2 separate regions of the Homo sapiens genome follow, and region 2 is linked to region 1. Evidence: read pairs that join two places in POLR2A ChIA-PET (ENCODE). Cell type or tissue: GM12878. All regions are shown on one strand. Each heading gives the region's core, and the rest is flanking DNA. Links, peaks and the distances in the headings are about the cores only.

What was found. ChIA-PET counts read pairs that join two places held together with the same protein. Peaks named below come from ENCODE experiments on the same cell type or tissue, not always from the same donor. Only the 100,000 strongest peaks of a DNase experiment are listed, where the experiment ranks them.
Region 2: POLR2A ChIA-PET joins it to region 1 with 5 read pairs; 2 of 35 experiments call an interaction of 5 or more read pairs at or near these places.

Annotation. Positions count from the first base shown.
Region 1 is chr6:14,072,817-14,078,323 of GRCh38, reverse strand. No RefSeq gene overlaps it. Among named protein-coding and RNA genes, the nearest start is that of CD83, 42 kb to the left of the region's middle. In GM12878, for the core only: no CTCF peak of the experiment used is centred there; a DNase peak (open chromatin) is centred at 2,907; H3K4me3 peaks cover 842 bases; H3K27ac peaks cover 2,254 bases.
Region 2 is chr6:13,745,464-13,750,970 of GRCh38, reverse strand. No RefSeq gene overlaps it. Among named protein-coding and RNA genes, the nearest start is that of RANBP9, 36 kb to the right of the region's middle. In GM12878, for the core only: no CTCF peak of the experiment used is centred there; a DNase peak (open chromatin) is centred at 3,170.

The sequences.
Region 1 (5,507 bases), core at 165-5,164:
TTTCTCTTTTTATCTACTTGCAATGTAGTTGTTGAAGAATCCAGGACATTGTCCAGTTTCTTCTGGATTTTGCTGATTTCTTCCATATGATCCCATTTGTAACATGCTTCTCTGTCCTCTTGTGTTTCCCGTAAACTGGGTGGTAGACCTAATCCCATGGCCAGATTCAGGTTTGGCCATTTCAGCAAGAATACACCAGAAGGACTTTAATGAGAATGTCATGTGGAGATTATGGTATAGCTAGGGGTGATGCATCTGTAAGCCAAGGAACACCAAAGCTAGCCAGCATGGGAAGGAGTGTCTCCTTTTTTGTGATGTTATGACTGGTCACAGGCTCAAGAACTGTCGCCCTCATCCAGCTGTTACTGGAAAAGGGTCCAGATCCAGACCCCAAGACAGGTTTCTTGAATCTTGCACAAGAAAGAATTCGGGGTGAGTCCATAGAGTAAGGTGAAAGCAAGTTTATTAAGAAAGTAAAGAAACAAAAGAATGGCTACTCCATAGGCAGAGCAGCAGCATGGGCTGCTTGACTGAGTAAACTTATGGCTTTTTTTCTTGATTATATGCTAAACAAGAGGTGGATTATTCATCAGTTTTCTGGGAAAGGGGTGGGGAGTTCCTGGAGCTGAGGGTTGCTCCCCCTTTTAGACCATATAGGGAAGCTTCCAGACCATGCCATGGCAATTTGCAAAGTGTCATGGCACTGGTGGGACTGTCTTTTAGCATGCTAATGCATTATAATTAGTGTATAATGAGCAGTGAGGACGACCAGAGGTCACTTTCATCGCCATTTTAGTTTTGGCAGGTTTGGACCAGCTTCTTTACCACATCCTGTTTTTATCAGCAGGGTCTTTATGACCCATATCTTGTAACCTCCTATCTCATCTTATGACTAAGAATGCCTAACCTGGGAATGCAGCCCAGCAGGTGTGAGCCTCATTTTACCCAGCCCTATTCAAGATGGAGTCTCTCCGGTTCCAATGCCTCTGACACAACCATATAAAGCTTTCCATCAGCTTTTCATATAATGGCATCAATAGCCATTGCTGATCAGTGCCTGATTCCATTATTTCATTAGAGGTTGAAAAATGCGATTTAAAATTCTTAGTTCTCTGGCATTTATTATCTGAAATTCTTGCATAAAGAACTTTCTTGTAACAACTGCTTGCTAACCCTGAAGTACAATTCACACAGGCAAGACAGGATAAATCATTCACTCATTTTCTTCATTGGCTTTTAAAATAATGACTTGGTTTCTGAGCATCTTCCAAAAGGGAACAATGAGGACGATTTTTGAGTATTATAATTAACTTGTGGATTTTAACATACATGATTCCTTGAAGTTATTCTATTTGCTGTAGTTATTATTCTTTTTGAAGCTCAAAATGTTCCATCTTTGCCCAGTGAGAGTCCCTTCAAGTTGGTTCCAGAATTCTCTCTTTTTTTGAGTTGAAGTCTCACTCTATCACCCACGCTGCAGTGCAGTGGTGCAATCTCGGCTCACTGCAACCTCTGCCTCCCAGGTTCAAGCAATCCTCCTGCCTCAGCCTCCCAAGTAGCTGGGATTACAGACACATACCACCACACCCAGCTAATTTTTGTATTTTTAGTAGAGACAGGGTTTCACCATGTTGGCCAGGCTGGTCTTGAACTCCTGACCTCAGGTGCTCCACCTGCCTCAGCCTCCCAATCCAGAATTCTTATGATGCAACTCCAAAGGCTTTGATAATCTCCTTGCTTTCTAGTAAATCAATGTGCTCTGGGTTCACCTTGTTCACTTCTTGTCCCAAACCTAGAATCAGCTATTTGTCCAAAGAATGTTGGTTTCTTTTATTGGAGATTGGCATTTAGAGTCAAATATCTGAGTGCTAAGAATGCTCATTGCCAGATTATTTAGTGAACAGTGGTTAGAAATACTTTTTTTAAATTTTATTTTATTTTAGAGATGGGATCTTGCTTGTTGGCCAGGTTGGTCTTGAACTGGCCTCAAGCAATCCTCCTGCCTCAGCCTCCCAAAGTACTAGGATTACAAGCATGAGCTTGTAGGAGAAATACTTTTATAAGAGAAGATATATCATGAGTTCATATCAATATTGTCAACTTAAATTTAGAGTTATAGGGTTTGTATGTAAATTGTTTAATTTTATGCTTGCAACCTTTTTAAACTGAAAATCTTGGTTCCTAATAACTTTAACATAATTATGATGCATATATATTTGCACATATATATAAACAGACATATGTTTCAAATGAACAATACCAATATTATTACCAAATAAAGATATAATTAATAAGTAGTATTATTGAACACAATTTAAAATTTATTTATAGTTGTTTGGTCCATTAAGGTATAATCCACTGGGGATGTATTTATATTACAGTACTTGAAAGCCATATGAAATAGTTCCTTTATATGTGGTTGACCCATTTGCTCAACAAAAGTGATTAGAAGTTAAGAAATTAACAAGGTTAATTTTTTTCCACTTTGCTTTCGATTTTGAAGGATTGTTTTCTATTTTTATTCACTTGTATTTTGTAATTATATAAAACATTTACATAAGTCCAAAGTCAAATCAACAAAATGTGAACTCAGAAGTCTGGCTTCCATTCTCACCTCTCTGACCTGTCCCTTCTTCCTGATAAGTAACTGTTTTTTATTAGTTTTTGCTTTATCCTATCATATAAAAAAATTAAGCAAATAGGACTCTGTGTGTTTTCCCTCTTTCTTATATATAGCTTGGCATTTTATTGTTTCTGAAACCTTGCTTTTTTCACTTATATCCTGGAGATCTAGAGAGAGTTGAAATCTGAGTTCTTTCAGTAACAACCTTCATCATCAAACACAAAAACATTTTCCTATCACAACGACTGCAAGGGTAACAGAAAGACGGAATGCCCCAATCAGTGTCAGAAGTTCTTCCTAAGTGAAAATGAAACCATCAGCTTGAACGTCTTTAGGCAGCTTGTTAAAGCTGTCTGGGCCTCCCAAATAATCCTGTGAATAACTCTGTATTCTAAGAGAACATTAATCACAATGCTTGGGATTAGCTGCATGGCATTTGTAAAAGACAGAGCAGGGTTTATGGGAGGGACATGTGTGGGAGGAAGGGCCGGGTTCATTCCTGGTATCCCGGCTCCCTGGCAGTGTAGCCTTGAACGAGGGATGAGTTAATTCCTCACTCAAAGTGTTACCATGAGAACGAAGTGAAATGAGGTCTGTTCAGTGCCAGGTACAGGGTCTGGCAGATAATGGAACTCAAAATGTGGTGGTTATAATTGTGATTTTCAGTAAGTTCTTTCACATACAAATCCCATTATAATTCTCAGGACAATCTTTTGAGGTAACTATCATAGCTGGCACAGTTTAGTTTTCGGTGAAGTTTATGACACAGTGGGGCTTTGTTCTGGTGTGCTGCCTCTTCGTTTAATGTAGGTTTAGGTATCTCTTGTATAATCTGAATACACCACACATTAGGCCCCGGTTCTGGACTTGAACTGTGGTTTTATTATATGAAATAAAAAGATTTTAACCACAGAATAGTTATTCTTCTGACAGACTGCTACTTGTATCTCTGATTAATTTATGTCATGCTTGGTTCTTAATCAAGAGTCAACCAATAATTAGAGCAGGGTCCCTGCAGGAAACTATGATCCCATTTATGACAATCCATTATGTGATTTAAATTGCAAGAAGGAACCATGGGGAAAAGGGGAGTATAAACCTCATTTATAAATTAGACCTTGACTTTTAGTTGAGCTATTCCCTTTAACTGGATCATTCCCATGATCAAAAGACATTTTCCTTAGAAGTAAATATTATCCCTGTGACCTTTTATACAAAAAGACATGAAATTATTGAATGATACTTTTGAGCAGACACATTTTGAGACATTAAATCTCTCTCTCTCTGTGTGTGTGTGTGTGTGTGTGTGTGTGTGTGTGTGTGTGTTTTCTAGTACATTTCCTCTAGCCTAGTGGTTATCAAACTCACCTGTACATTAGAATCCCAGGAGAGACAGATTGTGAGAGGTACAAAAACCCTCAGATATGGCTTGACTCTGTTTCCACACAAATCTCATGTTGAATTGTAATCCCCAGTGTTGGGGGGAGAGCTGGTGGGAAGTGATCGGTTCATGGAGGTGGATTTCCCCTTGCTGTTTTCATGATAGTGAGTGAGTTCTCATGAGACCTGATGGTTTAAAAGTACGTAGTGGCTGGGTGTGGTGGCTCACATCTGTAAGCCAAGCACTTTGGGAGGCCAAGATGGGTAGATCACCTGAGCTTGGGAGTTTGAGAGTAGCCAGGGCAACATGACGAAACCCCGTCTCTACTAAAAATACAAAAATTAGCAGGCCATGGTAGCATGTGCCTGTAGTCCTAGCTACTCAGGAGGCTGAGGCACAAGAATCACTTGAACCCTGGAGACAGAGGTTGCAGTGAGCTGAGATCATGCCACTGCTCTCCAGCCTGGGCAACTGAGCAAGACTCTTGTCTCCAAAATAAAAAAAGTGTGTGGCACTTCCCCCTTAGCTCTCTCTCCTGCTCCATCATGGTAACACATACTTGCTTCCCCTTTGCCTTCTACCATGATTGTCAGTTTCCTGAGGCCTCCCAGCCATACTTCCAGTACCGCCTGTGGAACTGTGAGTCAATTAAACCTCTTTTCTTCATAAATTACCCAGTCTCAGGTAGTTCTTTATAGCAGTGTGAGAACCGACTAATACACCCTTTCTTGGGGTCTGGATTGGGACCCCTTTCCGGTAACAAAGTAACAATTTAATTAAAAAATTAACACATTCAAACATGCAAAATATACTTCTTTATAATAAAAAATAAAATTATTTATCTCAAATATGAATAGCAAAGTGTTAGTATCTATATACTAAGAAGTCCTTCTAAAGTAGTGGGAAAACATGAATTACCCAGTAGATAAACTGGGAAAGATACAGGCAATAATCTCCCCAAATCCCCCAATTTTCCTATTTGTGAAAATACAAATAGGAAACAGATATATGGGGAAATGTCCAATCTCATCAGTAAGCTGATGTAAATTTTTAAAATAATCATCATATATCTTCTAAATTAACAAAGGGTTTTTAAAGACAGGACCTTATGCTGGTGAATTTATGATAAAATTAGAACACCCTTCAATGCTGTTGATATTGTCAATTTATACAACTCTTTGGCAAAGCAAACTGATAATATATATTCATTTAAACAAGGTGTTCATATTCTGTGCTCCAATTATGCAATTCTTGAGAATTTATCCCAAAAATGCCTCCTTAATTCAAGTGAAGGAAAAAGCTCTATGAAGGAAAAACATCAAAATAGCAAAAAATTGGAAAAGAAATGCATATGCAAAAATGGAAGCATAATTAATAAATTATGGTATATTATCTCCCTGTATACAGCCACTTGGTAATTACAAAGGCTATAGGCCATCATGAGAAAATGTACATATTATATTGAAACAATATAAATTATATAAAAAGGTATATTCTGTTTAT
Region 2 (5,507 bases), core at 255-5,254, 330 kb after region 1:
TATCTCAGAACATACAAGGAAATAAGCCATCATGCATGAAAGCCAGCAAACCCTGAATGACATTTTTTAATGAAAAAAGTATTGACAATAGATTCAGTGCAATCTCTATCAAAATCTAAGCATATTATTAAAAAGAAGTTGATAAGTTCACGCTAAAATCTCTGTGCAATTGCAAAAGACATAGAAAAGCCAAGACTACTACTTCTTCTTCTTTTTTTTTTTTTTTTGAGATGGAGTTTTGCTCTTCTTGCCCAGGCCGGAGTGCAATGGCATGATCTCGGCTCACCACAACCTCCGCCTCCTGGGTTCAAGCAATTCTCCTGCCTTAGCCTCCCAAGTAGGTGGGATTACAGGCATGCGCCACCACGCCTGGCTAATTTTGTATTTTTAGTAGAGACGGGGTTTCTCCATGTTGGTCAGGCTGGTCTTGAACTCCCAGCCTCAGATGATCTGCCCACCTTGGCTTCCCAAAGTGCTGGGATTACAGGCGTGAGCCACTGCGCCCGGCCAAGAATTTTTTTTAAAAAGAAGAATGAAGGTGGAGGAATTACACTAACTGAATTCAATACTAACTATAAAGCTACAGTAATTAAGCTAATATAATATTAGTGTAAGAACAGACAAATAGATTAATGGAACAGAGAGTTCAGAAGTAGATCCTCACATATATAGTCAATTGACTTTAGACAGAAGTGCCAAGGTAATTCAATGAGCAAAGGGTATCTTTTCAACAACATGCTGGAAAAACTGGATATCCATATGAAAAAACATGAGCCTTAACTTTTACTTCACACCATATGCAAAAATTAACTTGAAATAATCAAAGACCTACTTCTACAGGCTAAAATTATAACACTGCTATAAGAAAAAATAGGAAAAAATCTTCACAAGTTTGGGTTAGGCAGATTCCTTAGATGGGACACAAAGGCATGAAAAGAAGACATTGAGAAATTGAACTCCATCAAATTTTTAACTTCTAATCTTCATATAAGTCAGAAAGGACTGACAAAGGACTTCTATCCAGAATATATAAACAGCTTTTATAAATAAACAGTAAGAAGACAAAACCCCGAATTTTTTATGGGCAAAAGATATAAACAAATATTTTACAAAAGAAGATATAGAATTGTCCAATAAGTACATGAAAAATGCTTCACATTTTCATTTATCAGAGAAATGCAAATGAAAACTACAAGAAAATACCACTCCACAGCCACCAGAATGGCTAAGATTTTTTAAACTGACAGTTCCAAGTATTGGCCAGGATGAACATTGCTGATAGATGTACAAAACAGCACAACCAATTTGGAAAATAGTTTGGCAGTTTCTTCTAAGGTTACAATAACCGTACGACCCAGAAATTTCACTCCTAGCTGTTTACCCAAGACAAATGAAAACATGTCCACAAGAAGACTTGTACATAAATGCTTATAGCAGCTTTATTTATAATAGTGAAAACAAAACAGAAAATAACCAAAATATCTATTAGCAAGCAAATAGATAATGATGGTGTATCTATATATGTCAACATAATGGAACACTACTCAGCAATAAAAAGGAATAAACTACTGATGTACACAACCTGAATAAATTCAAAACATTGAATATATTTTTGTTTGTTTATTTTATTTATTTATTTATTTATTTTTGAGACAGAGTCTCACTCTGTTGCCCAGGCTGAGGTGCAGTGGCACAATCTCCGCTCATTGCAACCTCTGCCTCCCAGGCTCAAGCAATTCTCCTGCCTCAGTCTCCCATGTAGCTGGGATCACAGTCATGCACCACCACGCCCAGCTAATTTTTGTATTTTTAGTAAAGACGGGGTTTCACCATGTTGGCCAGGCTGATCTCGAACTCCTGACTTCAGGTGATCCGCCTGCCTTGGCCTCCCAAAATGCTGGGATTACAGGTGTGAGCCACCATGCCCAGCCCTCAATATATTTTTATTTCAAAAACATTATGTGAGATCAAAGGAGCAAACACCAAAGAGTATATAATGTATGATCCCATTTATATGAAACTTCAGAAAAGGGGAAAATCATCTATGACAACAGAAAGCAGATTCGAGGTTACCTGGGATCAGAGATAAAGATGGAAAAGAAATAGCAGAGAATTATTTTGCCAAGACAGAAACGTTGTAAATATTGATTATGACGGTGATTACATAAGAGTCTATACTTATCAAAATCCAAGAAACTGCATTCTTAAAATACAATGATGTTGAGTTTTACAAAACTGAAAGAAGGTACTGAAAACAGAAGGTTGAAAAAAAAATACAATGTCTGGAAATGAAATATATAATTATTTAAAATATTTATGGAGGATCTACTAGATGCGAGCAAGATGTTAGATGGTCCTGGAGTGTTAAAGAAGATAAAATGGCAGCAATAGAGTGGAAAAGGGTTGGGACTGAAAACCAGAATTGGGGCTCTTGCACAGTGGCTGTGTGACCTGGTCAGGTCACTTCTCCTCCATGGGCCTCGGCTGCCTCACCAATAACATGAGGGAGATGGCCTGGCTTGCACCCAGTCCTGATACACTCTATTTTCAAGTCCATTAGGAATTTACCTCCTTATAGCGTGACAGATTAGAAATGGAAAGATACATAGCTTAAGTCAGACAGATTTTAATTACGTTGTGCTTTAAAGAAATGAACATATTTGGCCGGGCACGGTGGCTCACGCCTGTAATCCCAGCACTTTGGGAGGCCGAAGCAGGCAGATCACCTGAGGTTAGGAGCTCGAGACCAGGCTGGCCAACATGGCAAAACTCCGTCTCTACTAAAAATACAAAAAATTAGCCAGGTGTGGTGGCGCTCGCCTGTAGTCCCAGCTACTCCGGAGGCTGAGGCAGAAGAATCCCTTGAGCCCGGAAGGCAGAGGTTGCAGTGAGCTGAGATCTGACTGGGCAACAGAGCAAGACTCCGTCTCAAAAAATAAATAAATAAATAAAAGAAATGAACATTTTTGCAAAGGTGTGCTTTAAAGAAATGAACATATTCGCATTCATAATAGTAACTGTCTTAAAGAAATCATGCCACTTTCTTTCAATTAACTTTTACTAAGCCCTCATTTCTATAGGTGTCTCCCCGACCTCCCCACCTCCACCCTCCCTCTCTCTCTGTTTTTATTTCTTGTGACTCAAAAGACTGTGTATTAACACACCCCCGAAACTCTCAGCGGTCACAGTGACCTACTTTCTAAATGTCAGTTCCAATACACGCTTTTTTTTTTTTTTTTTTTTGAGACGGAGTCTCGCTCTGTCGCCCAGGCTGGAGTGCAGTGGCGCGATCTCTGCTCACCACAAGCTCCGCCTCCCAGGTTCACGCCATTCTCCTGCCTCAGCGTCCCGAGTAGCTGGGACTACAGGCGCCCACCACCATGCACGGCTAATTTTTTCGTATTTTTAGTAGAGACAGGGTTTCACCGTGTTAGCCAGGATGGTCTCGATGTCCTGACCTCGTGATCCGCCCGCCTCGGCATTCTTAAATCTCCATCTTACCTGATTTCTGGGTCACATTCAACACTGTTAACCCCGCCAATCTCAGATAATTTGTAACTCTTCAATTCTGAGATGCTATTCTAGCTGAGTGTGCTCCCACCTCCCAGATGACTCCATCTCAGCCTCTTCTTTTTCTTTTCAACCCAAAAGTTCTTTGCAAGGAGCCAGATAGTAAATATTTTAGGTTTTGTGGGTCATGTGATCCCCTAAAGTATCAGATTCTTCTTCGTTTTTTGTTTATTGTTGTTGTTTTAAAACCTTTGGAATATAAAAGCCATTCTTAGCTGGGCAGCGGGAGTCCTCCCTTTACACTCTGCCAGTCCTTCCTGGCCCATTCCACCAACTGCCGCCCTCAAACACCCACCTGTAACCCAGGCCTTAAGAGTGATGTCCTTTAAGTTCCATCTCTCCATGATGGGGGTGTTAAGGGTGCCCCATTTTCTGCATTCCAGGAAAAAATCTGGTTGTACAAAAAGTAAGGGCCAAGTACATGAATAGATGATTCATAAAATAATGAATGTCAATGGCTTTTAAGCATATTAAAAGATTCTCTACCTCATACACAATAAATGAAAGGCAAGGTAAAACCACTAGATGTAGTTTTTCCATCTTGCAGAATAACAAAAATGAGAGTCTGATAACATAAGGTGTAGATGAAGAACTGGAAAAATAAGCATGGTCCTCTTTGGTGCTCAGTTTAGCAACATCTATTAAAACATAAGATATGGCCAGCATGGTGGCTCACGCCTGTAATCCCAGCACTTTGGGAGGCCGAGGCGGGTGGATCACGAGGTCAGGAGATCGAAACCATCTTGGCCAACATGGTGAAACCCCGTTTCTACTAAAACACAAAAAAATTAGCCGGGCTTGGTGGTGTGTGCCTGTAATCCCAGCTACTTGGGAGGCTGAGGCAGGGGAATCACTTGAATTTAGGAGGCGGAGGTTGCAGTGAGCTGAGATCACACCACTGCACTCCAGCCTGGCGACACAGCAAGACTCCGTCTCGAGAAACAAACACACACACAAACAAACACCATAAGATACACATATCTTCTAATCTAGCAGGTCCATTTCTAGATAGTTATATGAAAAAAGGAAGGATGGAGAATTATCTGCATATAAAATAGAGTGTTGAGTGGCTAAAGTGAGGCAGAAACTAGAGTGCTGTGTGTCATGGGTGAGAGAGAAACTTACTTTTTCACTGTGTGTATTTTCATATTGTTAGAATGTTTTTCGTATCATATTGTATTTTTACTTGCTCCCGCATTTTTTTTTGAGATGGAATTTCACTCTCGTTACCCAGGCTGGAGGGCAGTGGTGCGATCTCCGCTCACTGCAACCTCTGCCTCCCGTGTTCAAGCAATTCTCCTGCCTCAGCCTCCCAAGTAGCTGGGATTATAGGTGCCCACCGCCATGCCTGGCTAATTTTTTGTATTTTTAGTAGAGATGGGGTTTTGCCATGTTGGCCAGGCTGGTCTTGAACTCCTGACCTCAGGTGATCCACCTGCCTCGGCCTCCCAAAGTGCTGGGAGTACAGGTGTGAGCCACCACGCCCGGCTAAAATTGTTAACCTAAATGGATGGATAGTTAGCTAAGTAGATAGAACGACAGATAGATAGATACATACATACATAGCATCTTATAAGCAAAAAGGAATAGTTCAAGTAGGAGAGAACTTAAAAGTTGTCTAATCCAAGACCAATATTTGCTGATGAGGAAACTGAGCCCTAGACAGTTCTGTGGTATTCCTAAGATCTTGCTGTTACTAGCAGAAGTGAAACTTGATTCCAGGCCTCCTAACTCCCAGTCCAGCACTTGTGTCTCTACATCCCATCACGTCTCTTAGATGACCCCCTTAATGCAGGTAGTTCATCTCAAGCATTTGAACTCGATGAAGCAACACAGCCTTTTAGAGAAAAAATTATCTTCTTTTATTTCGAGACAGTCTTGCTCTGTCAGCCAGGCTAGACGGCAGTGCCATAACTTCAGCTTACTGCAGCCTTGAC